Regions from separate parts of the Homo sapiens genome. Here region 1 is linked to region 2. Evidence: chromatin loops called from intact Hi-C (ENCODE). Cell type or tissue: GM12878. All regions are shown on one strand. Links, peaks and the distances in the headings refer to the core of each region. The heading gives the core; the rest is flanking DNA. Region 1 holds the start of TACR1-AS1 (TACR1 antisense RNA 1). Region 2 overlaps TACR1 (tachykinin receptor 1).

Evidence for each region. A loop is a pair of places that touch in the nucleus more often than their neighbours do. Peaks named below come from ENCODE experiments on the same cell type or tissue, not always from the same donor. Only the 100,000 strongest peaks of a DNase experiment are listed, where the experiment ranks them.
Region 1: a loop joins it to region 2, with 3 times the contacts of the local background. A loop is called at or near these places in 6 of 110 quality-filtered maps.

The regions. Positions count from the first base shown.
Region 1 is chr2:75,143,475-75,159,376 of GRCh38, forward strand. All of the region lies in intron 1 of TACR1 (tachykinin receptor 1), which reads right to left. It overlaps TACR1-AS1 (TACR1 antisense RNA 1), which reads left to right and starts at 10,844. Exons shown (of 4, transcript NR_168010.1): 1 at 10,844-11,097; 2 at 12,730-12,841. In GM12878, for the core only: no CTCF peak of the experiment used is centred there; no DNase peak of the experiment used is centred there.
Region 2 is chr2:75,046,745-75,062,646 of GRCh38, forward strand. TACR1 (tachykinin receptor 1) reads right to left here. Exons shown (of 5, transcript NM_001058.4): 3 at 6,861-7,011; 4 at 4,507-4,703; 5 at 1-2,979. The coding sequence ends at 2,688. Among named protein-coding and RNA genes, the nearest start is that of MIR5000, 36 kb to the right of the region's middle. RefSeq lists a silencer at 6,964-7,043. In GM12878, for the core only: a CTCF peak has its summit at 6,969 (motif pointing right); DNase peaks (open chromatin) are centred at 6,977, 9,247 and 9,817; H3K4me3 peaks cover 366 bases; H3K27ac peaks cover 2,821 bases.

The sequences.
Region 1 (15,902 bases), core at 5,367-13,366, 97 kb after region 2:
GCATTGGTTAACACTGATCGAGCATTACTGTGTGTAGGCATTGTCTGAAATGTTCAGCATCTATTAGCTAATTGAGTTTTCATGGTATTCCATAAAGGAGGTGCTGTCACTAAGCTGCACTGATGAGCTATTATTGTCCTCCTGTTACAGATGAAGAAACTATGGCACAGGGAAGATTACTAACTCCAACGGTCTCATGACTAGTGATATTAGGTTGGTGCAAAATAAAAGCAAATTGGCAAAAACCGCAATTACTTTTGCACCAACCTAATAGTATTTGGACCCAAGGAGACTGGCTCTGGAGACTGGACGCTTACTCACAGCATTGTATTGCCTGATATATTGTGAAATGTGGTGCTAGTGGCCTGGATTGACTGATGAGCCCACTGCCCCCAATTCTGTGCATATGAAGGAAAAGTTGATTCAGGCAGTGGGTGAACGGGGTACATAGTGTAACCTCCCTAACTTCCAAGCGTGTAGAGGGAATATTCTAATGCTGGTACATAGAACAAAGGAGGAGGATCAATTCCTCACCTGCTTAGCAGTGAAGCTCCCTGCCACAGGACTGTTTTCCTTGGTAATTATTTTCCTAGTTTCCACGATCATGGGGAACTTTAACTTGGCACAAATGTTCCTAACTTTCAGCCGTAGGGTCCAGACTCCATGGGGCCACTACTGGGACAATAAGTGTGGTCTTACATAAGTATACAGAAGTTCAGTGGGAGCTGATCGATGGAGCTCCCTGGACTGGAGAGGTGTGATAATTAAAGCGTGGGCACAGCCTGTGGGCTTCTGAGATAAAGTGGACTTCACGATAGACTGGAAGGAATCCTTCAGCACAACATGAGTTCTCTTTGGTGCAGATGCCTTTCACTGTGGCCTCTTCCTGCTCCTCACAGCCAACTATGTTGCCACAAACTGAAGCTGCAAATTTATCTTTTTCTTTTTCTTGGATATAAGATTTGAATAAGCATCCCCACAGCCTCATAGAGAAATGATCCTAACTTGGAACCATGGACATACAGTGCTTTCTCAGGAAAGATGGATAAACAGAAAAATCACTGGGTCTATGAAATGATTTAGCAGTTTGAAGAAACTCATCCGAAGAATCAAAGCAAATATTTTCCACTAAAAGAAGCTTATTCCAAAAAGTGAGACATAACCAAAAAGAAAACTGATTCATATTATCAATGAGACTTGAGATTCAAGCACTCATTCTATCCACAACTAACAAACTGATATCAGAAATATTACTGTTAAACATTTAAAAAATTAAATGTGAATTTATCTTATAAATTTGTGAATTCAAATTTTAAATTTCAAATTTTTAACTGGAAGTGGTAGCAATGAATAACAGATTGGATAGCACAGAAAATGACACTGATGATTTGAAAGTCCACTTTGAGGAGTTCCCCAAAAACCAAGAAGCAAAAGATAGAGATGAATATAATATGTAAAATATAAGAGATATGAGGGGTAGGTTTAGGAGATAAAATAGAGTATAGTAGGAATTTTAGAAAGAAATACAATAATCAATACATTTGGAATGTATTAACACAGCCTGAGCGGAATAAGATTTTAAGTTAAATGGATCCTTTCTAGAAAAAGCATTACCATAAAGATGATTCACTGTTAATATCATTTATTGTATGATTAGATCAAAAGAGAAAAAATTTATAATCATTTCTTTGGATGACTAAAAGACATTTAATAAAAATGTATCATCACTTCTAATATAAGATAGAAATAGAATAATATGTCTTTAATTAAATAAAGTGTATATATTTTATTTAATGGTGAAAATATCTTAAATGCAATGATGAAAAATAGAAGTGGTCTGTCTGTGAGTCAGAAACTATGGTAATGACCATTATTATTAGTAGTAACATTGTTCTAGGAATGCGAGTCAATGCAACTAAGACAAGAAAAAGGAATAAGATATAAATAGTGTAAAGTAGGAGATAACTATAATTATTGTAGATGATAGCTTATCTAAAAAACCAAAGAAAATCAACTGAAAAACAAGACAAATTCAATTTCAGAATGCTGCTGGTTTCAAAACAAATGTGTTAAAGATCAATAACTTTTCTATATAACAGCATAGCCATTTACATAATATAATGGAAATAAGTTCACAATGGTCATGAGAGTATATAATATCTAGACATAAACACGTACTGAAATATGTGGGACTTATATGAATGAAACTGTCAAATATTCCTTTACTAAAAGAAATAGAAATTTGAGTAAGCAAAGAAGCATTACATGCTGCTGAATGGGCAGACCTAATACTGCACTGTTGGAATACTCTAGTACAGTCACTTTTAGGTGTGTGGAACTTGAGGTTCTTATTGCAGATCCAGGTGGAGAGGTGCAGAAAGTAGATGGGATATATATTTTGAATTCCGTAGGGAGATTTGAATTACAGATCCAGCGACAGAGATGTGGGAGTTACTATTGTAGAGTGGTTGGAGCCATAAGATCTCCCAGAACACTGTGGGGAATGCAAAGAGAAAGTGGCCAAAGATCAAATCCTAGAGAATATTAACATTCACAAGGAATGCCAGGACAGAGCGGGCAGTAAAGGAGGGGTGGTATAAGACATAGGAGGAAGGCATAAAACCAGGAGAGAGAAGAACCTTTTTAAAATTTTTTTTCTATTTTTTCAGATGGTGTCTCTCTCTGTCGCCCAGTCTGGAGTGCAGTGGCGAAATCTTGGCTCACTGCAACCTCCACGTCCCAGGTTCAAGCAATTCTCCCATCTCAGCCTCTTGAGTAGCTGGGATTACAGGCATGTGCCACTATGCCTGGCTAATTTTTGTATTTTTAGTATACACAGTGTTTCACCATGTTGACCAGGCTGGTCTCGAACTCCTGACCTCAGGCGATCTGCCAGCCTTGGCCCCCCAAAGTGCTGGAATTACAGGAATGAGTCACCATGCCCGGCCAGCAGCATCTTAGAAACCAAAGAAGACAGCCTCAAAAGGTAGGGAGTAGCCCATGTGGTCATTTGTTACAGAGGAATCAGGCAAGATAAGGATGAAGAAGAGTCCGCTGTATTTGGCTTCTAGGAGATTACTGGTCACAATGGCAAGAATAGCTTTAATTCATTGCAGCTGTGGGGGTACCAAAGTGGAGATGAGGATTATTGCGTTACTTGTGATGCTAATAACCATAGAGGAGCCAGCACATGTGGAATCTACTAGTTACTGAGTGAAGTCACCAAACCCTAATGAGTCTCAATTTCCTCATCTATAAAATAGAGTTGCAGTTGCAGTAAAAAAGTGTGATAATGACTGTAAAATGCTTTTTAAACTATAAACCACTATACAAACAGATGGCATTATTTTTGGTTCTGGTGATCTTCCAGGCAATATTTTAACATGAAATGTGCTAATGATGATGGCACTGAAATAATGGCCTTGAACAATTTCCCCATCACTTCTTCTGTGGTCCCAGTGTTTCATTCCAGGATGGGTTCTGTAACCCTTTTAACACAGAAACACAATCTGCTGTGTGCATTTACACTGATGCAAACTAAGCTGCTGGGGGAAGTCAACTGATCTGAAATGTTTTGCAATACTGTGCATTGTTTCAGCCATCAGACGGTGAGTAGGATTCCTGTTCCAGTCAAGTTAGGTGGCAGAATATTTTCCTGTTTGTCTAAGCAGATGCCAGCACTTAAATAAACACCATGTTCCTTCCCAGAATTTAGCTGGAAAATGCCCCCACCAAAGAGAACCCTGAGATGCTTGGCACATGGCCAAAACCAGCTAACATTTCAATTTTCCTTTACTCCTATTGTGTGGCCATAGGGCTGATATTTCCCCAGAACCTCAGTGGGAACATTCCAGTGACAACTACCAAGTGGTCATAACATAATGGGTTTATCCCCACATTCCTTTCATCCTTTATCCATCCCTATAAAGTGTATTTTTAAAAATTTTTATTTTACTTTAAGTTCTGGGATACACGTGCAGAATGTGCAGGTTCATATATGCGTGCCATGGTGGTTTGCTGCACCTATCAACCTGCCATCTAGGTTTTAAGACCCGCATGTATCAGCTATTCGTTTTAATGCTCTTGCTCCCCTCCTGCTCCACAGGCCCCAGCATGTGTTGTTCCCCTCCCTGTGTCCATGTGTTTTCATTGTTCAACTCCAACTTATGAGTGAGAAAATGCGGTGTTTGGTTTTCTGTTCCTGTGTTAGTTTGTTGAGGATGATGGCTTTCAGCTTCATCCAAGTCCCTGCAAAGGACATGATCTCATTCCTTTTTTTTTTTTTCTGATACAGAGTCTCCCTCTGTAGGCCAGGCTGGAGTGCAGTGGTGCAATCTTGGCTCACTGCAACCTCTGCCTCCCCAGGTTCAAGCGATTCTCCTGCCTCAGCCTCAGGAGTAGCTGGGAGTACAGGCATGTGCCACCACACCTGGCTAATTTTTTGTATTTTTTTAGTAGAGATGGGGTTTCAACGTGTTAGCCAGGATGGTCTTGATCTCCTGACCTCATGATCCACCCATCTCGGCCTCCCAAAGTGCTGCGATTACAGTTGTGAGCCACCACACCTGGCCGATCTCATTCCTTTTAATGGCTGCATAGTATTCCATGGTGTATATGTACCACCGTTTTTTAATCCAGTTATCATTGATGGGCATTTGGGTTGGTTCCATGTCTTTGCTACTGTAAATAGTGCTGCAATAAACATACGTATGCATGTATCTTTATAGTAGAATGATTTATATTCCTTTGGGTATATACCCAGTAATGAGATTGCTGGGTCAAATGGTTTTTCTAGTTCTAGATCCTTGAGGAATCACCACACTGTCTTCCACAACGGTTGAATCAATTTACATTCCCACCAACAATGTAAAAGCATTCCTATTTCTCCACAGCCTCTCCAGCATCTGTTGTTTCTTGATTTTTTAATAATCACCATCCTGACTGACCTGAGATGGTATCTCATTGTGGTTTTTGATTTGCATTTCTCTAATGATCAATGATGTTAAGCTGTTTTTCATATGTTTGTTGACTGCATAAATGTCCTCTTTTGAGAAGTGTTTGTTTATATCCTTTGCCCACTTTTTGATGGAGTTGCTTGTTTTTTTCTTGTAAATCTGTTTAAGTTCCTTGTAAATTCTGGATATTAGACCTTTGTCAGATGGGTAGATTGCAAAAATTTTCTCCCATTCTGTAGGTTGCCTGTTCATTCTGATGATAGTTTCTTTTGCTGTGCAGAAGCTCTTTATTTTAATTAGATCCCATTTGTCAATTGCAGCTTTGGTTGCAATTGCTTTTGGTGTTTTCATCATGAAATCTTTGCCCATGCCTATGTCCTGAATGATACTGCCTAGGTTTTCTTCTAGGGTTTTTATGGTTTTGGGTTTTACATTTAAGTCTTTAATCCATCTTGAGTTATTTTTTGTATAAGGTGTAAGGAAGGGGTCCAGTTTCAATTCTCTGCATATGGCTAGCCAGTTTTCCCAGCACCATTTATTAGATAGGGAATCCTTTCTCCATTGCTTGTTTTTGTCAAGTTTGTCAAAGATCAGATAGTTTTAGATGTGTAGTGTTATTTCTGAGGTCCCTGTTCTGTTCCATTGGTCTATGTGTTTGTTTTGCTACCAGTACCATGCTGTTTTGGTTACCGTAGCCTTGTAGTATAGTATGAAGTCAGGTAGCATGATGCCTCCAGCCTTGTAGTATAGTTTGAAGTCAGGTAGCATGATGCCTCCAGCCCTTAGCTATACGGGCTCTTTTTTGGTTCCATATGAAATTTAAAGTATTTTTTTCTAATTCTGTGAAGAATGTCAATGGTAGTTTGATGGGAATAGAAACGAATCTATAAATTACTTTGGGCAGTATGACCATTTTCACAATATTGATTCTTCCTACCCATGAGGATGGGATGTTTTTCCATTTGTTTGTGTCCTCTCATTTCCTTGAGCAGTGGTTTGTAGTTCTCCTTGAAGAGATCTTTTATGTCCCTTGTTAACTCTATTCCTGGGTATTTGATTCTCTTTGTAGCAATTGTGAATGGGAGTTCACTCATGATTTGGCTCTCTGCTTGTCTGTTGTTGGTGTATAGGAACATTTGTGATTTTTGCACATTGATTTTGTATCCTGGGACTTTGCTGAAGTTGCTTGTCAGCTTAAGCAGTTTTTGGGCTGAGATGTTGGGGTTTTCTAAATATACAATCATGTCATCTGCGAACAGAGACAATTTGACTTCCTCTTTTCCTGCTTGAATACCCTTTATTTCTTTCTCTTGCCTGATTGCCCTGGCCAGAACTTTCAATACTATGTTGAATAGGAGTGGTGAGAGAGGGCATCCTTGTCTTGTGCCGGTTTTCAAAGGGAATGTTTCCAGTTTTTGCCCATTCAGTATGATATTAGCTGTGGGTGTGTCATAAATAGCTCTTATTATTTTGAGATATGTTCCGTCAATACCTAGTTTATTGAGAGTTTTTAAGCATGAAGCGGTGTTGAATTTTATCAAAGGCCTTTTCTGCATCTATTGAGATAATCATGAGTTTTTGTCACTGGTTCCGTTTATGTGATGGATTATGCTTTTATTGATTTGCATATGTTGAACCAGCCTTGCATCCCAGAGATGAAGCTGACTTGATAATGATGGATAAGCTTTTTGATGTGCTGGTGAATTCACTACAAACTCTATTTGTTAAGCATTATGAAACACCAGACACTTTGCCAGGAATAAGGCTTAAAAAGGTGAATGACATTGAATTGCCCTTGAAAAGCTCAGAATTTAGTGAAAAAGAGAAACATGCTATAATTTAATTACAATTTGGTGAGGTAGGAACTTTAATAAGCATATGCTCTAATACGGTTTGGCTGTGTCCCCACGCAAATCTCAACTTGAATTGTATCTCCCATAATTTCCATATGTTGGGAGGGACCCAGGGGGAGGTAATTGAATCATAGGGGCCTGTCTTTCCCATGCTTTTCTTGTGATAGTGAATGAGTCTCATGAGATCTGATGAGTTTATCAGGGGTTTCTGCTTTTGCTTCTTCCTCATTTTCTTTTGCTGCCACCATATATGAAGTGGTACCAGTGAATCTCCTGCCATGATTGTGAGGCCTCCCCAGCCATGTAGAACTGTAAGTCCAATTAAACTTCTTTTTCTTCCCAGTCTTGGGTATGTTTTTTATAAGCAGTGTGAAAACAAACAAATACAATAAACTGGTACCAGTAGAGTGGGGCATTGCTGAAAAGATACCTGAAAATGTGGAAGCGACTTTGGAACTGGGTAACAGGTAGAGATTGGAATAGTTTGGGAGGGCTCAGAAGAAGACAGAAAAATGTGGGAAAGTTTGGAACTTCCTAGAGACTTGTTGAATGGTTTTGCCCAAAATGTTGATAGCAATATGGACAATAAAATCCAGGCTAAGGTGGTCTCAGATGGAGATGAGGAACTTGTTGGGAACTGGAGCAAAGGTGACTCTTGTTATGTTTTAGCAAAGAGATTGGTGGCATTTTGCCCCTGCCCTAGAGATTTGTGGAACTTTGAACTTGAAAGAGCTGATTTAGGGTATCTGGCAGAAGAAATTTCTAAGCAGCAAAGTAATCAAGAGGTGACTTGGATGCTGTTAAAGGCATTCAGTTTTATAAGGGAAGCAGAGCATAAAAGTTTGGAAAATTTGTAGTCTGACTATGCGATAGAAAAGAAAAACTCATTTTCTGGGGAGAAATTCAAGCTGGCTGCAGAAGTTTGCATAAGTAGCAGGGAGCCTAATGTTAATCCCCAAGACCATGGGGAAAATGTCTCCAGGTCATGTCAGAGACCTTCATGGCAGCCCCTCCGATCACAGGCCCAGAGGCCCAGAAGGAAAAAGTGTTTTTGTGGATCTGGCCCAGGGTCCCTGTGCTGTGTGTAGCCTAGGGACTTGGTGCCCTGTGTCCCAGCCACTCCAGCTGTGGCTGAAAGGGGCCAATGTACAGCTTGGGCTGTGACTTCAGAGGATGCAAGCCCCAAGCCTTGGCAGCTTCCACATGGTGTTGAGCCTGCAGGTGCACAGAAGTCAAGAATTGAGATTTGGGAACCTTTGCCTAGATTTAGGAAGACGTATGGAAGTACCTGGATGCCCAGTCAAAAGTTTGCTGCAGGGGTGGGGCCCTCATGGAGAAACTCTGCTAGGGCAGTGTGGAAGGGAAATGTGGGGTTGGAGCCCCCACACAGAGTTCCTACTGGGACACTGCCTAGTGGAGCTGTGAGAAGAGGGCCACCATCCTCCAGACCCCAGAATAGCAGATGCACCAACAGCTTGCACCATGTACCTGGAAAAGGCTGTAGACACTCAACACCAGCCTGTGAAAGTAGCTGGGAGGGAGGCTGTACCCTGCAAAGCCACAGGCATGGAGCTGCCCAAGACCATGGGAACCTACCTCTTGCATCACTGTGACCTCGATGTGAGACCTGGAGTCAAAGGAGATCATTCTGGAACTTTAAAATTTGACTGCCCATTGGATTTCAGACTTGCATGAGCCCTGTATTGTTTTGGCCAATTTCTCCCGTTTGGAATGGCTGTATTTACCCAATATCTGTACCCCCATTGTGTCTAGGCAGTAACTAGCTTGCTTTTGATTTTACAGGATCATAGGTGGAAGGGACTTGTCTTGCCTCAGATGAGACTTCGGACTGTGGGTTAATGGGTTAATGATGAAATGAGTTAAGACTTTGGGGGACTGTTGGAAATGCATGATTGGTTTTGAAATGTGAGAACATGAGATCTGTAGGGCCCAGGGGCTGAATGATATGGTTTGGCTGTTTCCCTACCCAAACCTCAATTTGATTTGTATCTCCCATAATTCCCACGTGTTGTGGGAGGAACCCAGGGGGAGGTAATTGAATCATGGGGGCCAGTGTTTCCCATGCTGTTCTCATGATAGTGAATAAGTCTCATGAGATCTGATGGTTTTATCAGGGGTTTCTGCTTTTGCTTCTTCCTCATTTTCTTTTGCCGCTGCCAAGTAAGAAGTGTCTTTCACCTCCCCCCATGATCCTGAGGTCTCCTAGCCATGTGGAGCTGTAAGTCCAATTAAACTTCTTTTTCTTCCCAGTCTCAGTTATGTCTTTATCAGAAGTGTGAAAATGGACTAATACATGCTCCGAGGCTGAGAGTTAAAGTGTCAGATGTCTGATTCCTTCTAAATCTGAAAACAGGAAGCTTAACAGTTGGTACATAGTAGATGCTCAATTAATGCTTAATAAATGATTGATAAATATCACTAAACAGGTGTATAGATCACAGCTCTCTTAGTCACCCCAATGCATTCCCATTAGAGAAATTCACTGCTAAGGGGTTGTTCCTTAGGAGAATAGACTGTACACCTCACTCTACCATTTCTAGTGGGTGGATCAAAGGCTATTAATTCCAAAGAAAGATGGGGCCAAGACTTCTTTTTTGTTTGTTTGTTTGGTATTTTGTGAGACGGAGTCTCATTCTGTCACCAGGCTGGAGTGCAGTAGCGCAATCTCGGCTCACTGCAACCTCTGCCTCCTGGGTTCCAGTGATTCTCCTGTTTCAGTTTCCCGAGTAGTGGGACTACAGGCGTGCACCACCACGCCTGGCTAATTTTTGTATTTTTTAGTAGAGATGGGGTTTCACTATATTGGCCAGGCTAGTCTTGAACTCCTGACTTTGTGATCTGCCCACCTTGGCCTCCCAAATTGCTGGGATTACAGGCGTGAGCCACTGCACCAGCCTAAGACTTCTTATAAGAGTTCTTTTAGGCAAAAGCTCAGCAGAGGGCAGGGTAGGAACAATACACAATCACCTTGACTGAGTCTAACAAGATGCTATGGCAAGAAAGCACAGGAATTGTCAGAAATCTTTTCTGAAGGCATCCAAGCCTCAGTGGGATGTTATGAAAGACTGCTTCTCAGAAGATAGTCCTGACACCTAAGTGGGTGACTGAGCTAGAACCAGCTACTCACTTGCTGAGAATTATTGACCTCTCTTGTGAAATGTCAATATTGACTGACTGCACTCTGAGCTGTGCTGTTAAAGGCGTTCAGTTTTACAAGGGAAGCAGAGCATAAGGTCTGATGTCTCTTCCAGATCTGATGACCTAAGATTTGTTTATAGGATCAGGAAAAAAACCCATTAAAATACATCTCTTAATTCTTAGAGTATTATTGAAATTGTGTACAACTTGGAGAGAAGCAATGGCAAAACTTCTGAAATTCACCTGGCACATTCCCTGTTTCCTTCCATGTGGCTGCTAACCCTTTTAAGTTGTGAAGACAGAGGATCCAGGTGGACCAACCAGGGATGCAAAAGGGAGGAGGTGGTTTTAACTCCTGTGTGCAAGGATTTAATTCCTCACGTATCCTCTCTTCCTATTCAAGCTAATTCCAGGTCATCAGTGTACTCTAAGTATTCTAATCAGATTCATTAAATTTTTTTTCCTGGAATCACTGATGGTGGGCAGCACTATTGAGCTTTATTCAGGGTGTGGGACTGAGGTCTCTCCATGAGGCCATTCACTTTTGATAAGGAAACTGGCCTCACTATAGGAGTTCAGTAAAGGCCCAGCTTGCTGGCTCACTGATTAATTGAAGGGCGGGGGTGTGGGGCTTGCTGTGCACAACTAAAGTTCACTTGGATGCCCCCCTCACTGCCCAAAGCAATGCTTGGCCTACAGGAAGCTGAGCCTGCTGCTGCCTTCCTCCCGGCTCCTGGCTCCCTCGGGATCTGAACACTCAGGGTCATGCTGTTGCTGCCCAAGCAGGAAAATCCTGTTTCTGAAAATCCCAAACAACAAACAGCTCCCCTACAGAGCTCATGGGGGAGTAGTCAGAACCTCCAGACTGAGCATGTCACAAGGAAGGACTGCTTTGCTGAAGCCACTCACTCCGGGAGATTTATAATTGGAAGTTTGGCCCAGGGAGATAATCAGCCAAGAGCGCGCACGCACACACACACACACACACACACACACACACACACACACACTCTGAAGAAACCCAGTGGAGATTCAGCACTAACCCACCACACACACACACACACACACACACACACACACACACACTCTCTGAAGAAACCCAGTGGAGATTCAGCACTAACCCAGCACAGGTGAGTGAGAAATTACAACCTGTCAGCCAATGAGCCATGGTGATTCCCTCTGAAGAGGGTTTCCCAGCTATCATTCCCTTTCATCCCCACTGTAAGTTAGGCCCTCGTGCATGTTGCCTGGACTGTGGCTGGAGTCTCCTAACTGTCTTGTCTTCTCTGGGTTTTCTGGCCCCAGGTCTCTCCCTGTCTATCTACCCTGCATCCCTGCTGCTGTTGGAAGAGTCCCCTAAAAGACCTTCTCCACAGCACTGCTTAGCTCCTGGTACTCCCTTATCCCTCCTTTCGGCCCATCCTCTGCCACTGGCTTCCAAGTTCGCATTTGGCCTGCTCCCTACCTCAGTCCTGGGCAGTGAGGCAGGAAGCTGCCTTTCTCCTCCAGATGAGTCTGTGCTCTGCCTCTCTCCTTTGCGTCTCCAAATTCACACTGAGCATGAACATCTCTGACCTCACCTTTTCAAACCAAATGAAAGGGCTGCATAAGGACAACTTAGTTTATTTTGGAAGGCTGTTACACTTTGACCTCCATTTAAAAAACAAACAAAAAAATCTAAAAACCCCAAAACGTTGAGGGACTGTTCCCAAGCCCCAGCATCTTTGCCCCATCCTCAAGCCTTCCAGGACCCTCTCTCCATTCTTGGGATTGCAGCTCCTAACGTAGTTCTCCTCTTCAGCTCAAGGACAATTCTAACTGTCTTCTTGCCTGGTATGGCTTAATGAGCCTCAAGCTCACTTAGCATCATCTGGATTTAATTTCCTCTCTTGCCGTGAGCAACCTTGGCTCATCTTTCTGCCTCTCTTCTCCTCTCCTCTTTTTCCTGTCTCCCCCTCCCTTTGCTTACATGCCCTTCTTCCCCCTTTCTCTCCTCTCTCTATCTCTACCTCTCTAATGTCCACAAGTGCCTCACAACTGCCCCATTCAACCCCCACCTGAGTATCACCAGCTCTTCTGGTCCAGCTCACCTGTAAAATCTCTATTCCATCCAGAGAGGCCACCATCTCCTGTTCTAAGGGTCACATAGCTCAGATACAGACAAACAAGGTCAGGACAACCACCCTCCTGCCTTGGAAAATCACCAATTACCCTCCATTATTATATTTCTTGTGAAGCTACATTTACATTTTATCATATCCACATAACAAGAGAGAGAGTTTTAAAAAGGAGAGTGGTCAAATGTATGTCAAGAGACATAGAAACACTTAGAATAATGTAGACAGAACAGATAGCTGGAGTTATTAGAAGGTTATTGGAGACCATCAAAAAGGAATCAAGATGGTTTAGGATATATTCTATTATTCTAACTCAGGATTGGTAAATTATGGCCCATAGGCCAAAGCTGGCCTGCTGCCTATTTTTTTATATGGCTTCTGAGTGAAGAACAATTTTTACATTTTTAAATGATTGAAAAAAATAAAAAGAAGACTATTTCACAAGTAAAAATTCTATGAAATTCAAATTTCAGTGTCCATAAGTTAAGATATCCTGGAACACAGTCACACTATTTGTTTACATATTGTCTATGGCTGCTTTTGTGCTATAACACAGAGTTGAATAGTGTGACAAATATCATATTGTGCATACAAATTATTGTGGTGGGTCCTCGATATGATAACAAGTATTCTTGTAAGCGATAGAAGAGGAGAAGAGACATACAGAGGACAAGGCCATGTCACAACAAGTGGAGACTGGAATTATGCAGCCACAAGCCAAGGAACCTCTGGAACCACCAGAAGCTGGAAATGGCAGGTAAGAATTTACCCAAGAGGCCGGGCGCGGTGGCTCATGCCTGTAATCCCAGCACTTTGGGAGGCCAGGGCGGGCGGATCACAAGGTCAGGAGACCGAGACCATCCTTACCAAAAATACAAAAAAAAAAAAAAAAAAATTAGCCGGGCATGGTGGCAGGCCCCTGTGGTCCCAGCTACTCAGGAGGCTGAGGCAGGAGAATGGTGTGAACCTGGGAGGCAGAGCTTGCAGTGAGTGGAGATCATGCCACTGCCCTCCAGCCTGGGTAACAGAGCGAGACTCCGTCTCAAAAAAAAAAAAAAAAAAAGAAAGAATTCTACCCAAGAGTGTCTGGAGGCAGCACAGCCCTTCCAACACCTCGATTTTGGACTTCTGGTCTACATAACAGTGAGAAAATAATTTTCTTTTGTTTCAAGCCACCCAGTTTGTGGTAATTTGTTATAGCAGCCCTAGGAAATGAATATACTGGTCTTTCATACAAAGTTTACCAACCCCTGTTTCAATCTGTCTTTCTACATTGGATTTGGGTATGCTCATTAGTGTCTAGTTTTCTTCTAAATGAAGTAAAGAGATAGTGAAATGTAGGGATACACTGCATTTCCATTAAAATGACTAAGAGAATGAGAAAGAATGCTCAGCACTATGAAGCTGACAGCTCTTCTCCTCCCATGATGGAGATGGGAGTCGGGGCTGGGTGCTCCATCCATTTCTCCAAAGGACTCATGTCTCCCATGCATTCCAGCTGCTGACCTGGATCAATGGTTTTCAGAAACAGAGGCTAGAAGGGATTATCTCATCAGCTTGTATTCAGGTCTGTGGTAGTGGCAGGGCAGGGGTTGGGGGATTGATAAGGAGGAGGATGAAGAAGGAAAGGCACCACCGTGGAGCAAACTGGTAACTGAGACTTGGAGGAAAGCTAGACCCTTCTCCTCCAAGTCTAAACAAATTCCCTTTCCTTTCATTTTCCTTACTACCATCTGCCCACTGTAGTCCTCCTCACCCACCTATGGAAGCAAGGCTTACCCAGTGACTTTGGGTAGGTACTCAAGCTTCTCTTTCCTACTCTCCCAAAAGAGAGGACTCAGGTCCTGACAAACAAGCATCATAACGACCTACGAAGACAGGATTTGACATAGGAAAATCAGAGCTTGCATTGTTAAGAGTTAAGAAGGGGGATTGTACCCACCTTGTTCCTCCACCTGTTCACAAACAATGTGTCAAAGAAGGGGCAGGTAAGTGGCCAGGCAGCCCTGAAATAGCCTGGGGCCAGGACTGTGACAAATACTCACTGGGAACATCCCCCACCTAAGGGTTGAAGTCAGGAAGAGGAGTGCCCTGTCCTTACACTAGATGGAACTGTTCCTCTATAAAAAAGAAGAAGAAATAAAACCTGATACATGTATTAATCTTATTCAGGGAGATGTGGGTTTTAAGCAATTCAAATATTTCATTCTGTTCTTTCAGTTCTGCCTACTGGCCATTATCAGGAAGATGTGGGAAATAGACTGAAAGAAAATCTTCTGATTATTGAAAGAGAATTTACAGCAGCAAAACAATTTGCAGTGTTTCTACCTAGAGACAGGGAAGTAAGAGAATCTGAGTCCAAGTCCCCACCAAAAAGAGCTTTAGTTTAGAGCCTGTTTCTCAAGAAACTTGCATATGCACACATGAGTTTGGGAAATTCTCATTATTACCTCATAGGTTAGGTCTAAACCTTATTTTAAGACTGAGAAATGGAAACCTAGCTGTGTGAAGAATGCATCAAAGATCATAGAGATGGTTAAGGGCAAAGAGAATACAAGACTCCAACTATGACCCAACTGGGTCCTCCAACACTTTTTACTATCTTTGGATCTGATTCACTTCGGGTAAATGTCTCCTGAGATCTTCCTATGGACGAAGATCGAGCATTTATCGGAAAAGCATTACTCTAGGCAACTATGTAATCAGTAGAATTTTAATTTGACCAAGTGGACATGGAGAGATTTCCACAGCTTATTAACTTTCCCTTGCTCTCTGCCTTTTTCCCAGGCAGAAAATGCATATTATGTATTCCCAGTGTCTGGCTTAATAAGAGGGATTATTATAAAAGGCAGCAATAGGACATCTATTTTCTAAAATATCAAAAAATATGTATTTATTTTGATAAACAGCAAAAATTAAAATGGTCCTGGGGGAAGAGTGCTCTATCGCAGGCCTCAGGCAAAGTTCTAACCTTAGAATCTGTTAGTAGTTAGCAGCAGGGTTAAAAGTTGTTTTTATCAGCTCTGGGTGATTGCCATATATTTTCATCAATTAATTTTTGTTGAAATGCCTGCTGAATATGTGATGTTGCATAGGGAGACAGCTGAATGTTTGCAACATAATCTAATTTGGCAGCTGGGACCTGAAAGCTGAGTATTCCTCAAATCAATATGCCCAGCATCGCAAAGGAAGCAGAACTGAAAAGAGAGGAATGGGTGGTTGGGTGAGATGCTTGCAATGTGGTGATTTAGCTGGAGTTGGGCCTCTGTTCCGAACTCAAACGGTCCCATGTCCCAGGCCTGGCTCTGCCACCAACCAGCTGTGCAGCTTCCAGCAAGTTATCTCAACCTCGAGCATCTGCTTCTTCATCTGTAAATGGAGCTAGTAATTGTACCAACTTTGGAAGACTGTTGTGTTAAGTGCTTTAGAAGTATTATCTCATTTAATTCTTACTACAACCACTACCTGGTAAAATAATTTTTTATTGGTACCTTTTTTTTTTAATGTTTTAGAGAGATAAACAATGTAGCTAATTTTGTAGGAAAGGCCAAAGTAGCTAATTTTGTAGGGGACCTGATTTTTAGTCCAGCTTGGCTGGCAACTAATTTTAGGTCTGTAAAGGTTCAGAAAGTATATCCTGAACACAAGCCCTCCTCAGTTACGTTATTTAAAGTGTTAAATACTCAAGCCAACCGAAACACAAACCAAAGTAAAGAATTTAGATAAGAAAGACATGTGAAAAGGAGGCTACTGGTAAGTACAGAACTCAGTTAAATGTAAATAATTATGAATTAATTGTATTATCTTTTTATTTAAAA
Region 2 (15,902 bases), core at 5,287-13,286:
CATGATATACATCAGGGCTCCTCCCTGAGAAAGCATGAGGAGGAAGAGGAGGAAGAGATTCACACAATACAAATATCACAGTGACAGCAATGAGATCTCACATTTTGGAAGTCACGTAACAAAGATGGTTCCTTGATATTTCATATTCTATTACTACTGGACATTACACCAAGTAAACACACTTGGATAAACACAGGGTGATGCATTTCTAGAATAAGAATGTGACCCATGCACAGTACAAATCATGGTGTTTCTTACATGTGGGAGTTGATGACATTTTTATAAGTTAGTGGACATTGGAGACTGGGTCAGAGGAAGGCTTGCTGGCACTGTCCAAGCAGATGCTTTGCCATATTGGAAACTGCCCGGACCACCCAACATTCCCTCTTACTATGCACAGAGATGATACTGTTCAACCAAATTCCTTTAGGTCCCCTGGACTGACTGCCAGCTCCCTTTGGAAGTACCCCAGAGAACTCTCATTCCAGAGGCTCTCCAAAGGTCCCAGTCTTTGGCTTGACTGCCCATGTTGAGTGTGGGTTTTTAGAATTCTGTGGAGAATCTGTCCTCTCAGATGCCTCCAAGACTGCTGGGCAGCTTAGACTCACTAGGACTGGTGAGTTAGTTAGTGATGGCCAATAAGGTAGGCTCTTCAAGAGCTGCAGGGGCTGTGTGTTCCCAGTTCAGGGCAAAGTCCAGAGGAGGCACTCAGTTAATCCTCGTTGAGCTCAACTCTAACCTTCTCTTCCATAGATGGGGTGTCCCCAACTTCTTGACACCATCTTCTCAGGTACTTCTCATAATCATGTTAGCTCTTTACATTCTTCCAAAGTGAGTAATCCATACACAGCAAGATTCTCTATTGGAAGTATGACTAATGCTTAGGGCACTAACTTTTGTTGCTTCTAAATTTTGTCTTCCATTTATATATCTGCAATGATCTGGCTTCACTTAGTTTATTTAAAACTTTCCATGCTGCTTTAGAGAATGTAGTTCTTGAGGTTTTCTGGCTTATACTGTTTCTTCTTCCCCCAGGCCTGTGGATGCCCTGGTAGAATTAGAGCCAGCAGGGCTGGCAAAGGCTGTAAACCATGCATTATTCTCCCCTTAATGTTATGGATGCGGCACATGTGCATCCATTATGCAAACTACCAGGAGGACATTCATGGATGTTACATGAAGCTTCTGCTTCCAGCCATATCTGGAAAAAACACAGATTTGGGAGACAGAAAAAAAAACAAAACAAAACTGCATGCTCACCTTCTGGAAACTCTAAATCTAAATTAGGATATAAAGCATTCAGTTCATGGCTCTTGGAAGACTGACTGTCCTTTAGGGTTGATGAGTCATTCTACCCCTTAGAGACAGGAAGCTGGCAAAGCCATGGAGCAGGGAGGAGACATTCAGAGAGTCTGAAGGGAAGATGCAAGATGCCCTCTTCCCAGAAGTGCAGCTGCAAAGTGCAGCCTTCTTGCTTGTCGCACATATGAGCACGATGCTAGTGTAAAACTAAGAATGAAGGTTAGGGCCCCCACCCTAAAATACCCAAAAGGTTAAAGCAGGGAGCCCACATTTGTCTTCTCTGACAGTGTTCTGCAGCTATGAAATTCTGCCTGCTAAAGCTGGATGGATGCAGGCCTTGGCATGAAGTCCTCTGCTCTGTCAAAAGCCAAAACCTTCCATGAGAAGGAATGTACTCAGGATTTTAAGATAAATCGGAGAATGTCTGAGATGGATAGTTACAGATGGCCTTAGCAGTTGCTACATCTCCAGGAACTGGGTATTAGTTACAAGACTCACTGCTCCTATTCTTTTCTATTCTTTTATTCTTCGTTTTGTTTTTTTTTGTAAAACAAACAAAAAACTCATACAATCCTTGAACCACGGGATGTTAAGATTCGAAGGAACACTTAGATTATCTAGTTCAGTCCCCTTGTTTACAAGTAGGAAAAGAGGGTCAACTACACATTAAATGTAGTGCAAGTCTCCCAATTCCTGGTCTGTAAGAGAACTAGCAGGTATCAGTGGACATATTCTGCTTGCGTCGGCTGCTCAGGACAGTCACCGGGGACATAATGTGGAAGCCCGAGGTTCTCAATCTCATGATGTATAAATGTACTGAAATACTGAGATGCCAAAAAGGGGAATACATATGTTTCTTTTCACAGATGCTTAGAAGACAGGGCTAAATTTTTCATTTAGATGTTATGTGGTGCCTTCTTTTGTTCACCCTGTCAAGCGTAGGCTGGGGTGATAGGAGCCTCCAGCTGCAGGAGGCTAATCTGAGATAACTTTATTGAAGTAACACGGGGCTCCAGGAAAATGAGTCTTCCGGGTCCGCAGCTGTGCTGCAGAATTCATCCTGAAATGAGCACTCGCATGCAGCCAAAGTCACTTCCAGAATGGAATGAATGGGCTTTTGGGAAAAGCTGGTCCGACCTTTTATTTTACAGGCTCAGCAAAGTTCAGTGATTTGGTTTGAGTCACACAGCATGAGGGTGGCAAAGATAGGGAAGAATTGAGATTTTTTGACTCAAGGATGGAATGTTTTCCCTAACCCATACTGACCCTTTTTGCAAGTCCCAGTGTGAGGGTGTTTCTGATGGTTCCAGATGAAGGGAATTTCCATGCATGAAGGGAGGCAGGTCAAAGGCAGTGGGGGCTGCACCTGCCAAAGGCCCTGTGGCCTAGGAGAGCACATTGGAGGAGAAGCTGAAGCTCTCTGTCATGGTCTTGGAGTCACTTCGTGAAGAGCAGTTGGAGGTCAGGTCCAGGGACGAGGGTGTGGCCTTGGGGCCGTCCTCTGGCTCCTCCTCGTGGGCCCCCACCACTGTGGAGATGGTGGTCTCCAGGCGGCTGACTTTGTACACACTGCCCTGGGTCTGGAGATACCGGGTGGATTTCATTTCCAGCCCCTCATAGTCGCCGGCGCTGATGAAGGGGCAGCACCGGAAGGCATGCTTGAAGCCCAGACGGAACCTGGAGAGCGAGCAGATGAAGAGGTGACCCTTTGGGACGGCCTGCTCAGAGGGCTGCCCACCACTGCATCAGCTTGTTAACACATGGACATACCCAAGCGTGATTCTGTTATTGTTTTTAAAATTCAATGACAGCTGGAGATGCTGAGGCCAAAAAGGCTTAAGGGTCAGTCAACAAGGTCAAATCCAAGACTAGAAAAAAAAAATCCAACACTGGAACAATCTTTATGTGAAATACGTCTTTACTGGGGGTGGCCCTGAACTATGCTGTCTCCCCTCACATGGGGTCAGCAGACTTTGAGTCAATTCTACCTCAACAAAACGCATTCACCAAGTGTTTACTATGTGCACAGCACTGTGCTAGTTACTGGGTGGTAAAAACACATATCAAGATTCAGTCCTTCCCCTCGAGTAGCCTGTTAACTGAAGGAGGACTCTCTGCCAATCATGTTTCTTCAGTGTGCCTCAGTTTCTCTGGTTGTTAAATAGGAAGAATTAACCTTTACTTAAAGGCGTGCTGCTAGACTTAACCTAAAAAAAGTGTAGGTGGGTCATGAAACTCTTAGAAATAAGGGTGAATGTGTCAGTTAGACTAACAGAGACCCTTTGGACAAGTTGAAGAGAATGTCTTTCCCCAAATTTCTAGTACCTGAGTGTCTAATTCACAGAAGGCACCTTACAGGCTGAGGACTGATGGATATAAAGATGGTAACAAGCATTTTATTCCTCTCCCGCCTCCTTCCCCATCCAGAGGCTGGTGGTGCTCTGGATGACAGACTGTGCTGCAGCCACTATGTGTCCCTGCCTGCTTTTGGGAGCCCTCTGCACCCCATGGTGAATTCCCTAATGCTGACCACCATTCTGGATGGGCTCTGCCTTCTCTTACTTCTCTGACATTGGCTTCTGCCATCTGCAGGATGGCTCTCCCCAACCCCTTTGACTAAGTGAGGGCAGGAATCAGGCCTCTGGGGTCACAATTCCTTTTTGCCTTACCTTGTCCTGCTGGAACTGCTGGAAGAAAATGGGTAAAGCTGCTCAGATCGTAAGATGGAATGGGAAAAAGACAGTGAGAGATCAGAGAGGGCGAATGTGCTCTGTGGGGGGATGAAATTCTCTTTCTGCATGCATAGCCCGCTGTGTACTGGATCCATAGAGCAGAGTGAATAAACTCACAGGCCATGGCCTGGAGCCTGGATCCAGCTTGCAGACCTGCCTTACATGCATTAACCACAGAAGTTTTTAATTCCCCCACTAGCTGCCAGTATTTATGAATCAGAAGACTTTGGACAATAATATGGATTTCTGGTTCCCTTTGGAAAAGAAAAAAAGAAAATCAGTCCACTCCGGGCTCCCATTCCTGGATGGTGATAATCAGCCAGGCTGAGTTGTGTGATGATAAGTTAGCTGCAGTCCCCACTTGTCCCTCTTGTCTCACAGCTGGGTTTACTCATTTAGGATGGCCGCTTGGCCACTGTGTATGTAGATGGTCTTGTGGCCCCTGGAGAGCTCATGGGGTTGGGATCCTCACCTGTCATTGAGGCAGCAGTAGATGATGGGGTTGTACATGGTGGAGCTCATGGCCAGCCACATGATGGCCAGGTAGACCTGCTGGATAAACTTCTTCAGGTAGAGATCTGGGTTGATGTAGGGCAGGAGGAAGAAGATGTGGAAGGGCAGCCAGCAGATGGCGAAGGTGCACACCACGACAATCATCATTTTGACCACCTGGCAAGAGGGTGAGACAGGTGAGACCACCAGCACATCCCCCTCTCTCACGGCTGCTTCCTCTCTCCTCCCACGCCCTCACTGTGCACAGTATGGGATGAAGCGAGAAGTATTTAAAAGACGCCCCTTCAAGGAGGAGAAAGGATCTTTACTATATGGTGCTACAAGACTTCGGTTATGTCAGCTGTTCTCAGAGTGTGGTCCCAAAACCAGCATCATCACCATCCCCTCAGAGCTTGTTAGAAATGCAAATTCTTGGACCCTATTTCAGACTTACTAAATCAGAAACTCTGGGGATAGGACCCCAAATTCTGAGTGTGACAAACCCTTCAGATGATTCTGATGCATACTCACATTTGGGGACTACTGTGTTACATTATTCTTCATGACTGGAGGAACACAGGGAGACAAATTAATGAGCAAAGGTGAAAGGGTGTTCAGGAGGAAAAGGCCTGGAACAGCAGGCTGGGTGGGCGGGCACAGCAGAAGGGGTGGGACAAGGGGAGATGCAGTGAGCTAGGGCAAGCTGCTTGGTTTTGAGACTGAAGGGGAGGGAAGGAGAAGGGAAAAGATTTGACTAGCTGCAGTCAGAGAGTGCCAGATGTTTAAAAGCGATTTAAAAGGTTTTGTGAATACTGGATACTATGATCTGAATGTTTGTGTCACTTCAAATTTATATGTTGAAATCCTAACCCCTAAGGTGATGGTATTAGGAGGTGGCCTTTGGGAACTAATTAGGTCTTCAGGTCACAGCCCTCATCAATTAAATTAGTGCCCTTATAAAATAGGCCTGAGAAAGACCCCTTGCCCCTTCCACCATCTGAGGACTTAGAAAGTGCCATCCATGAACCAGGAAGCAGGCCCTCCTGAAACACCAAATCCGTCTGTGCTTTGATCTTGGGCCTTTCAGCCACTAGAGCTGTGAGAAATCAATTTCTATTTTTTATAAGCTCCCAGTCAAAGGCATTTTGTTACATCAGCCCAAATGGACTAAGACACCATGCGATGTAACCCCTTCCCAAGGCATCTTTAGCAAAGAACTCTACAGCATTCATACAATGCTATGCAGAGAAGTACCAACAGAGAATACTAAGCAAAGAAGTACCAAAGAAAAAAAAAAGGAATGAGAAAGCTCTTTATATACTGATTTTCAAAAATCTTGTCAATTTTAAGTGAAATAAGTGAGAACAGTGTGTATTTACTATTTGTGTAAAAAAGAAGAGAAAATAATATATATTTACTTATTTATAAGTGCCAATAGCTAGAAGGGTTAAGAAACAGATAACAATGGTTACCATTGTATGCATATCTGTGTGTGTGTGTGCGTGTGTGTGTGCAAGCTTGGGACCTGGGTAGATGACAGATCTAGAAGGGAGAGAGGCTTTCCATGATAAGAATTAAATTTTTTTAAATGTTTCGTTTTGAACTAATTGAAGGCCCTCGAGAAGTTGCAAAGGTGGTGCAAAGCAGTTCCAGGTAGTCTTCACCTAGCCTCCTCCAATGATATCATCTTACATAACCATACCACATTATCAAAACCAGGACACTGACCATTCATCAAACTACTGACTATATTTGGGTTTTTGCCAGTTTTTACATGCACTGTTTTTTTTGGTGTATAGATTTATGAAATTTCATCACAGGTATAGATGAAAACACCACCACAGTCAGGATACAGAGCTGCTCCATCACTGCAAAGAAACTCACTCACGCTCTCGCTTTGTAGGCCACTCCTCCCAAGCCCCCTCAAACACTGACTCCTGGAAACCCCTGATCCGTTCTTCATCACTATAATTTTGTTCCTTTGAATGCCTTTTGATGTTTGAACCACGTGAATGTATTATCTTGTCAAACTTTAAGAAGAGGACCAAATCACTCTTCACTGATCTTTTATTTAAGTGTGCGTGTGTGTGTGTGTGTTTTAATGGATCAAGAGGTTGCAATTACTCTTTAAGAGCAAGCGAAGTGGCTCATGCCTGTCCAGCCAGATCTGGGTTCCAAAGACACTGAAGAAAGATTCCTCTCCTCCTCTCTGTTGCTCCCCATACCTGGGGATATTTTGTGCTAGCTGCCTCTGGGGCTCACAAGTGTGCCATCCCTTCTCGACAGCCTGTTGTCTGTGCCAGGGTGGGTTAGTTCTGCCTGTCCCCTGCTCACCTTGCGCTTGGCAGAGACTTGCTCGTGGTAGCGGTCAGAGGAGTCCCCGGGGATCTCACTGGCCCATAGTGTGATTCCCACTACGGTGTATGCATAGCCAATCACCAGCAGGGGGAGGAAGTAGATCAGCACAGTCACACAGATGTGGTACCTACAGCAAGGTAAACAGGAAAGGTCAGTATGATATACTTATTATTTTAGGTTTTTAATTTTTGTTATTGTTATTGCAGTCAAGGTTTGGCAGCTACCTTTCTCAGCATATGCCATTAATAAGCTTGGGCTGTAAAGCCCACTCCAGGGAGACTTGTCACCTGCATAGGGTGGATAGGTAATACTAATGAATACACTACAGAAAACAATTTATGTTTTTCTTGTGGACTTTTTCCATAATGAATACTCCTGTTCAGATTAAAAAAAAAGAAAACATTGATGACAGGGCACTGAATCTGTTGTATACCCATAGCGATTTCAGTTGATGATCAGTTCAATATCACTTGCCCCACACCACCCCCCAAAACAAGAATGCAAACTCAGGCTACATTAATAGAAGTATAGTCTCTGAATGAAGGAAGTAATTATACCACTCAATTCATACCCGCCAGACTACACTTATGCTCAACTTAGTGCAGGGTTGTAGACCAACTAGTACGTTCAGTTGAGAACTACCATGATGGTTGATAAGGCCCAGTTTATGCTATGTGATAAGTGAATTTATCGGTATCAGAATAATTAGCCTGAATGAGAGAGATAAGAGTAATCCTAGAACTAGAATTAGTGGGTGGGTGAAAGCCACATAGCATAAGCCATTTCTAAGACTGGGCTTTAAGAATATATCTTCAGATAGAAGCTGCCTGGGTCCCTGAATTACCCATTGGAGGACAGGTGCCAACTGACTCACGTTTGACTGGGACATGAGCAAGAAATAAACCTTTGTGGTGTTAAGCCACTGAGATATTGAGGTTTGTTACAGCAGCACAATTTATCCTTTTCTGTTAAAGGGAAGGCTCCTTTTCAGACTTAAATAAGGTTTTTGAATTTTGGGAAAATATATTTTTCTTGGGGGTTTGGGGGTCCTTGGTTTGTCTGGTTAGTTACAGCCCTTTTCTTAGATGTGAGTATAATGGAGATACTCAGAATTCCTAATAATAATAATAATAATACTAGGAAGAACAGCTAATGTTTGGGGGCACTTACTCTAGGTCACTGTGCTAATAATAATGCTAATGATAGTATTAATAGCAGAAATGGTAGTTAAATTTGAGTGTTGATGAAAAGCACAAAGCCAAGCATTTTACTAGCATTATCTTATTTAATCCTTAAGCAAATGATTGGGTAGGTACTATGAATCCCATTTTGTAGACGAGGAAACCACATTTAGAATTTAATTAATTTTCCCAAATTCACAGCTGGTAAAGGGAGGAGCTGAGATTAGAATCCAGGTCTGTGATGTCAGAAAACCAGCCTTTTGTCAATGGAGAAAAGCCACCCAATGATTTTTTTCTTCCCCTCTGTTTACCATTCATGATTATTTTATGCAATGATTTTCTTCCAATGAGGAAAACCCACTTATTCACTCAATTTCTCCTTTGTAGATACTGTTTGCTTTTAATCACTTCTTTGTAAAGCCCCACAGTTTTTGCTACTTATTCAGTCCCTCTGCATATCAAATTTGCATTTGAAGATACTCAAAGACTGCTTAAGTGACAAATCACAGATTGCACCAAGCAGGGTGTGAGTGCATGTGTTCTGTGCAGACAGGCTGCTCCAGTCTCACCTGGCTTTCAAAGCCCTCTGAATTGTCGCCTCCTTTGGGAGCCTCAGGGCTCTCCAACCACTATGGCAGGGACAGCATATTGTGTTTCCTAGCTGATCTCAGTCCCTCCTGGTTGCTGTAATGGCATTGCTTGTAAGCAAAATGTTTGGAGACTACAGGGGCAGGGAGAACTTGAAAACCTCCAAATTGCACTGACTTCTCCTACCTGAAAGAACAGCCCTGCCTCATGCAGACTAATAGTTTGTGACCAAAACATGTTAGCTGAGCTTTGCCGAGACATTGCTACAGGGCACTGAGCAAGATTGGGTCTGAGTGTGATGGGAGGGACACTATGGTCAACTCGCCGATACTCCTTACCCTGGACCAGTGGCCCTCAAACTCGAGTGGGCTTCAGTATCACCTGGAGGGCTTCGACAACCCCACAGGGCTGGGTCCCACCCAGAGTTTCAGACTCAGCAGGGCTGGGGTGGGCCTGAGAATTTGCATTTCTAACAAGTTCTCAAGAGATGCCGATGTTGCTGTTTGTGGTTCAGACTTTGAGAAACATTGTCTTAGGCCAACGGTTCTCAACCGCAAATGTAAAAGAGAATCACCAGGGAAACTTTTAAAATGATCAGTGCCCAAAGGTATTCATTCAATTGACTTGAGGTTGGGAGCAGGAAATTACATTTTAGAAACTTCCCCCAAGTTACTGTAATAGACATCTAGCACTGAGAACTGTTTCAGACCTTAGGTATGCAAGTCTATTGGGACTCCATTGTTGTCCGTGATTTAATGACTTTATTCAAGTGTGTATTAACTGTGTTTTCTGGTTCTGTATCTGATACTTTGGCATCTGGGTCCCTGCAGCTCAGGGAGGGACTGTTTCAGGCAGAGCTAATTCCTTTGGAAAACAAACAACTTTCCACTTGGATGCCTTTCATATGCAAACTAACCGAAACAAAGCCCATACTTCCACTTGCTTGCTTTCTTGGGCTCTTACAGGGTAGGACACTATTTTCCCGCCCTAATCACCCAACGGCAGGCATCAGACAACTAGGGGCAGCTCCTACACCCCGGAGCCTGCCGAAGTTATTCAAACCAGCCAATCTTAAACCTGTTTACCCGGCCTTGCCTGCTCCTTCCTGAGAAAACCCCAATAAAGGCTTTCCTGTGTGGCTTGGCTTGGTGTGGGGCCATGGCCCTTCAGCTTGGGAACTGTGAGTAATAAAGTGTCTTTCAGTGGTAACCATGTCCTGATCTGTTGGCCACACCATACCTGAATACAAAATACAATCTGCTCTTTCCCTTTGTGAAATCACAGATCAGATCATTATGAACATGCAAAGATAAATACGTAAACATAATTTATCAGCCTTTAAAAAATCCCTCCCTTTTTAAAGAAGCAAAAGTTATTGTTATTTATTTGAAAACAACAAAAAAAATGGGCTTAATTTCAGCTAAAATGTGTTACAGTCAGGAGCATTGGTTTTTCCATGTTCCTATAGAGATAATTAAATACAACATAGAAATAGGATCCAGCAATTCTATTTTTAGGTATAGACACCAAAAATTGAAAGCCAGGACTCAAACAGACATTATTTGAATCTGCACACAACATCATTCACGACAGCTAAAAGGTGGAAACAACCCAAATGCCCACCAATAGATGAATGGACAAACAAAATGTGGCTTATACTTGCAATGGAATATCATTCTGTCAGGCCTCTGAGCCCAAGCTAAGCCATCATATCCCCTGTGACCTGCACGTATACATCCAGATGGTCTGAAGTAACTGAAGAATCACAAAAGAAGTGAAAATGGTCTGTTCCTGCCTTAACTGATGACATTACCTTGTGAAATTCCTTCTCCTGGCTCATCCTGGCTCATCCTGGCTCAAAAGCTCCCCTACTGAGCACCTTGTGTCCCCCGCCCCTGCCCACCAGGGAACAACCCCCTTTGACTGTAATTTTCCACTACCTACCCAAATCCTATAAAATGACCCCACCCCTATCTCCCTTCACTGACTCTCTTTTTGGACTCAGCCCGCCTGCACCCAGGTGGAATAAACAGCCTTGTTGCTCACACAAAACCTGTTGGGTGGTCTCTTCACATGGACGCGAGTGAAACATTCAACCTTAAAAAAGAAGGATGTTATGACATGTGCGACAACATGGATGAAGCCTGCAAACATTCTGCTAACTGAATAAGTCAGACACAAAAGGAAAAGCATTGCAGGATTGCATTTATATGATCTATATAGAATAGGCAAATTCGTGGAGACAGAAAGTAGATGAGAGGTTTACCAGGAGTTGGAGGGAGGAGATGGGAGTTATTGTCTAATGGGTACAGAATCTGTTTGAGATAAAGATGTGGATAACTTTGTTTAAGGGTGGGTGGGTAGAAAATTTCAGCTGTTACAGAAAGGTCGAAATGAAGTATCTCTGGAAATGGAAGGTGGTGATGGTTGCACAACATTGTGAATTTACTTGGTGTCACTGAATTGTACACTATAAAATGGCAAATTTTGTTATACATATTTTATCACAATAAAATTTAGTAATAAATTATGTAAGAAAAATTCAGCTAAGCTGGCATTCTAGGTTTCCAGATTCGCAGTCTTTTGCTCCCCCAGGCACTTGACAACTACACCCTCCCCGTGCCACATCCCCACTGAAAAATAAAAGGCAGATTTGATCCTTGGATGAGATAAAAGGTTAAACACATCCTTCTAAATATTGCTTAGATAAACCCCATTTACATAGAAATTACAAATGCTCAATCCAAACAGTGTCCAACTTATCAAAAATTATAAGTGAATGTAGGTCAAATCAATGAAATTCCATTATTAGAAAACATAAAATTAAATACTTTTTTTGATCTTGATGTCTTTTTCAGAAAAGTATTTTTTAAAATCATATCTTGTAGTTAACTGGAGATATGTCTATTTATATGTATATATTTGTTAAAATCATTATTTTAGAGAGCTGGTCAATGAGCCAGCACAATCTTATTTTGTGTGGCTCTATGCTTGCTTTGGCTTTCATTCTGCTATTTCCTAGATTTCTGCCAGTTAGGATTTTATCAGCTCTCAGAATTAATATCTGCCTTGGGAGAAGAGATCTGGGGTTAAGGATGCACTATAAGTGAACATAACAGCAACAGCAAGAGACAGCAACAGAAGAGACTGGCTGACCCCCACCTGGTGAGATATGTGCTGGGTTGTCATAGACCTGAGAGAACCCAGCACCATGATTTTGATCATTAAATCCTGCTGATGAGCTTATCGGAACTTTCAGAAGGAAGGCTCAAGCAACAACTTCATGCCTTTGTTCATCCCTGTAAGCAGTGAATGAGGCTTGACACATTTTACAGGATAAGCTTGCTGAATGCAGACCATGTAGCCTCAAATCCTGCAGATTCCCTTGTCCTTAATGCCACAATATCTTGGTGCTCATTAATCTAGGTTTCCTTATATCTCACTAGTGGGATCATTGTTGAAAGCAAGAACAGTTTCAGTTTCTGAAATAATCCTCAGCATTTGAAATCAAGGTTGATAGGCTAATTAAATAATAACTAGGTGTCTTCATAATGTACTTGGAGGAGACTCTGGGTGCCTTAAGGTAGGGGAAGAAGGCAGCCAAGAGGGCACAGCTCTGGGTTCTCCATCTTTATTCTAATGAGATAGTTCTGCTTTGCTGGGTTTACATATTGGCTTTCTGTGGATGATATTGTTTCGGGGTGGGTGGGTAGAAAATTTCAGCTGTTACAGAAAGGTCGAAGAGCATTGATAGAATCCCAACCCCAATCCAGTGCATTACCATTCTTTGCAATATCCATACCACATAATCATCCAGAATCTTCTTGAATACCCCTGTGACAGGCTGCTCACTACTTCTAAAGCTGAGCTACATCAGCAACCCTTGGAAGCCTATTACAGATGCAGACTCTCAGGCTCCACCCCAGAGGGACAAAATCAGAATATGCATTTTAACAAGACTACCCAGTAATTCCTGTGTATGTTCAAGTTGGAAGCACATAGCTCTTGGTCTTGGTTGCACATTGGAATTGCCTAGGGAGCCTTGAAAAATTCCAATGTGTAGATCCCACTTTAGAGCTTCTGATTTAATTGGCCTGCAGTGCAGCTTTGGGCACCAGAGATCTAGAAGCTCTCCAGGTGATACTCCTGTGCAGCTGGGGCTGAGAATTACTGGCATTGAGACTTTTGATGCTGGTAGCTGCAACTGATGCAGTTCCTCCTTAAACCCAGTGAAAAAACCTGTGGTCACGTAGCTTTCACACTTTATCCTATGTCACAAACAAACCTGAATCTGCAAACCTCCTGGGATGGTCCTGCAAATGCAAGGTGACCATGAACCTGCTGTTCCCCAGAGCCCCCTTTGCATTGAGGGCTTTTGAGGCCATCTCTCATTTGATACAAGCTGAGCAGCCTCGTTCCTCCTGCTCTTCCTCAAATGTCCTTCAGGCTTTCTCTCCTTCTCACAGCATGGTGCTAGATGCTTGACTTTTTACTTCCTGGAAAAAAAATTTCAGGTCCATGTGGCTTCTTGATAGTAAAAGAAAGCAATACTCATGTATTTATTGGTTCACTCACATCTGGGTGTTAGAGCCAAATTCCAAAGACCTTTGAAAGTTCTCTTGCAGGCAGGCAAAAATTGCAACTGGTTAATCGATAAATTCAGCAAAGATTTATTCAGCACCTGTTCTATATCTGGTCTGGTGCTAGGGGCTGGGGACACTGAGGAGAGTTCTAGTCATTGTTTTCTTCTTCCGGAGCTCACAGTCTGCAGGGGAGTAGTGCCAAAGAGTGTGCCATGGGAAGTGGCTGACAGTGGTTACCTCTTCAAGGGGAGTGGAGACATTAAGGAGAGGCACGAGTGAGCCTTTTTCAAATATAGATACAATGTAAAAATTAAAAATAAGCCTAAATACATGGTCCAGTGTTTTGTGCATGTGCGTTAGTGCATAATGCATTGGTGAGATATTCAACCAAGCTGGTCAGGGAAGCTTCCTGGAGGAGGAATTGCATGGCTAAGCCCTGATATACAAGTTGGAGGTAGGCAGGTGAGTTGGGCACTATAGGGAGGGGAGGGAGCAAGTGCAAAGGCATGGGGGAGGAGCCTGGCATGAGGCAGGTACTAAGATGCCATTAGAACTGAAAAGGACATGGCTGTGTGAAGAAGTGCCACAAGACTTGGCTGGAAAGGAAGACAGAAGCAAATCACAAAGGGCCTTTTATGACAGACTGGAGAGTTGTGATTTATTTTGAAGTTGGTGGAAAACCATGAGGTGGTTTTAAACAGAGAATGAACATGGTCAGATACTTGTGCTCTGGCAATAGTGGAGCATGGATGGAGGTGGAAAAGTCCAGAGGCAGTGAGCCTTTGGGGTGCTCTGCGGGCCTGGCAGGAAGTGGCGCTGGCCTGAGTGAGGGCTGTGGCAGGATGGATGGATGATATGAGGGGAGAGATTCAGGAAGCACTGTGGCTTGGGGGAAGAGCTGGTGGACTTGGCTGTGGATGGCAGAATTTACCTGAATTTCTGGCCTGGGTGAATGGGGGAGTGAAGGTGACTGTCACTAGTGTGGGGACCCAGGGAAGAGGAACAGGCTTGTCGGGCAAAGTTGGTAGATTGCCTTTTGGATATGTTGACTTTGAGGGCCAGCAGTTAGATGTCTGTATCTGGATTTGGGCTGGTATTAGATTTGGGAGTCCTCATGTGTCCAAAAACCATAAGAAGACAAGCGGATGCAAGATGGCCATGAGAAGAGAGGAGGTCCACATCTTGCGGTTGGGGGCAATTCCAGGGGAGAGGCTGGAGGGGAGAGGGAGGGGCAGGAGGGAGAGAGACTCCAGGGGCGGGTACAGCCTGCCTCTGAGGGGAGGGAGGATGAGGGTAGGAACTTGCTCTCTGCTTTGGACATCAGAGACCCAGGGCAGATTCAATTTTAGTGGCATCGTCAGAGAAGGTGATGATGGACCAGGTGAGTCGAGTGGGAAGTGAGGAAGTGGAAGCAGTAGGTGTAGATTCCATTCTTAATATACTTGGCCACGAAAGGGAGAGGAGAGAGCAGTCGTTAAATGGGGCCAAGGGCCGAAGGAAGCTGTCTGTGTGTTTGGTTGAAAGGATAGGGGATATGAAGCCCTCTGTACCTCTCTGACACATCACCCAGTCTTCCCTGGGTTATAGCGACACGAGTACATGTCCCATCTTTCTGCAGAGACAGGCCAGGACCAAGCCTCCATCAACTGCATCCAGACATAGGCTCTGGGCAGGAATGTCCCAGAGTCGCCCTGTATCGTGATGGGGTGACCAATCAAGGTGGATGCTCAAGCGCATGCACTTAAATTCATGGAAGAACTGGCGTCACAGGATCCCCATGCTCAAATGCTGCTGCCTTCTGGTGGAGTCAATTCCCATGGGGCAGCTCCTCAGAGGGAAGGCCACACTGACACCTACCCATGAACAAGACAGGGAAGGAAGCAAATTCTTACTGCAGTCTCTGCTCAAATTGCACAAGTCAGAATTTCGTTGTGTTGTTCTCCAGGTTACTTTTTATATACGACTATTTCATCTGCTTGATTAGATTAAATGTTCCTTCTAGGCAGAGCCCATGTGGTGCTCCTCTGTTTTCATCACAAAATCAGCACCAAGGAAATACTTCATAGAAAAATATCATCTTGGGTTTCAAAAAACACTGGAATTCTCACCAGATTTGTCCCCCTCATCCAGCAAGAAGCCCTGTTGACAGCGTCCTCCTCAGAAATTGGCCCAGCATCTGCTTGAATGAGAGCCTTCAGGCAAAGAGCCCGAGTGCCTGAGCTTTTCTTACCTCTTTCTTCTTTAATAGATAGGTTTCTCACTACAAGTACTATATACTCATCGTCGATTTGAAAATACAGACAAGCATTGAAAAAAACTTCAAAGGTTTTTCTAATTATATCACCTAGAAATAAATTCTGAGAAAATGGATTGATATCTTCCTCTATCTTCCTGATATCTTCCTACACACACTCATATTTGTACACACATAAGAATACTGTTAGATTACTTTGAAAACAACACTATGTCACAATCATCTTTTTATGTCAATAAGTATTTCTATAACAAAATTTTTAATAGCTGCAATAATGTTCTATTGCATGGAGGTACCATAGTTATTTAGCTAGTCTTCTATTTCTTCTATTCGGGACATTTGAGTTATTTACAATGATCTAATATTTAAGCGATACTTTAATTAACATATTCAAATATGTGTTGTTGCTCCC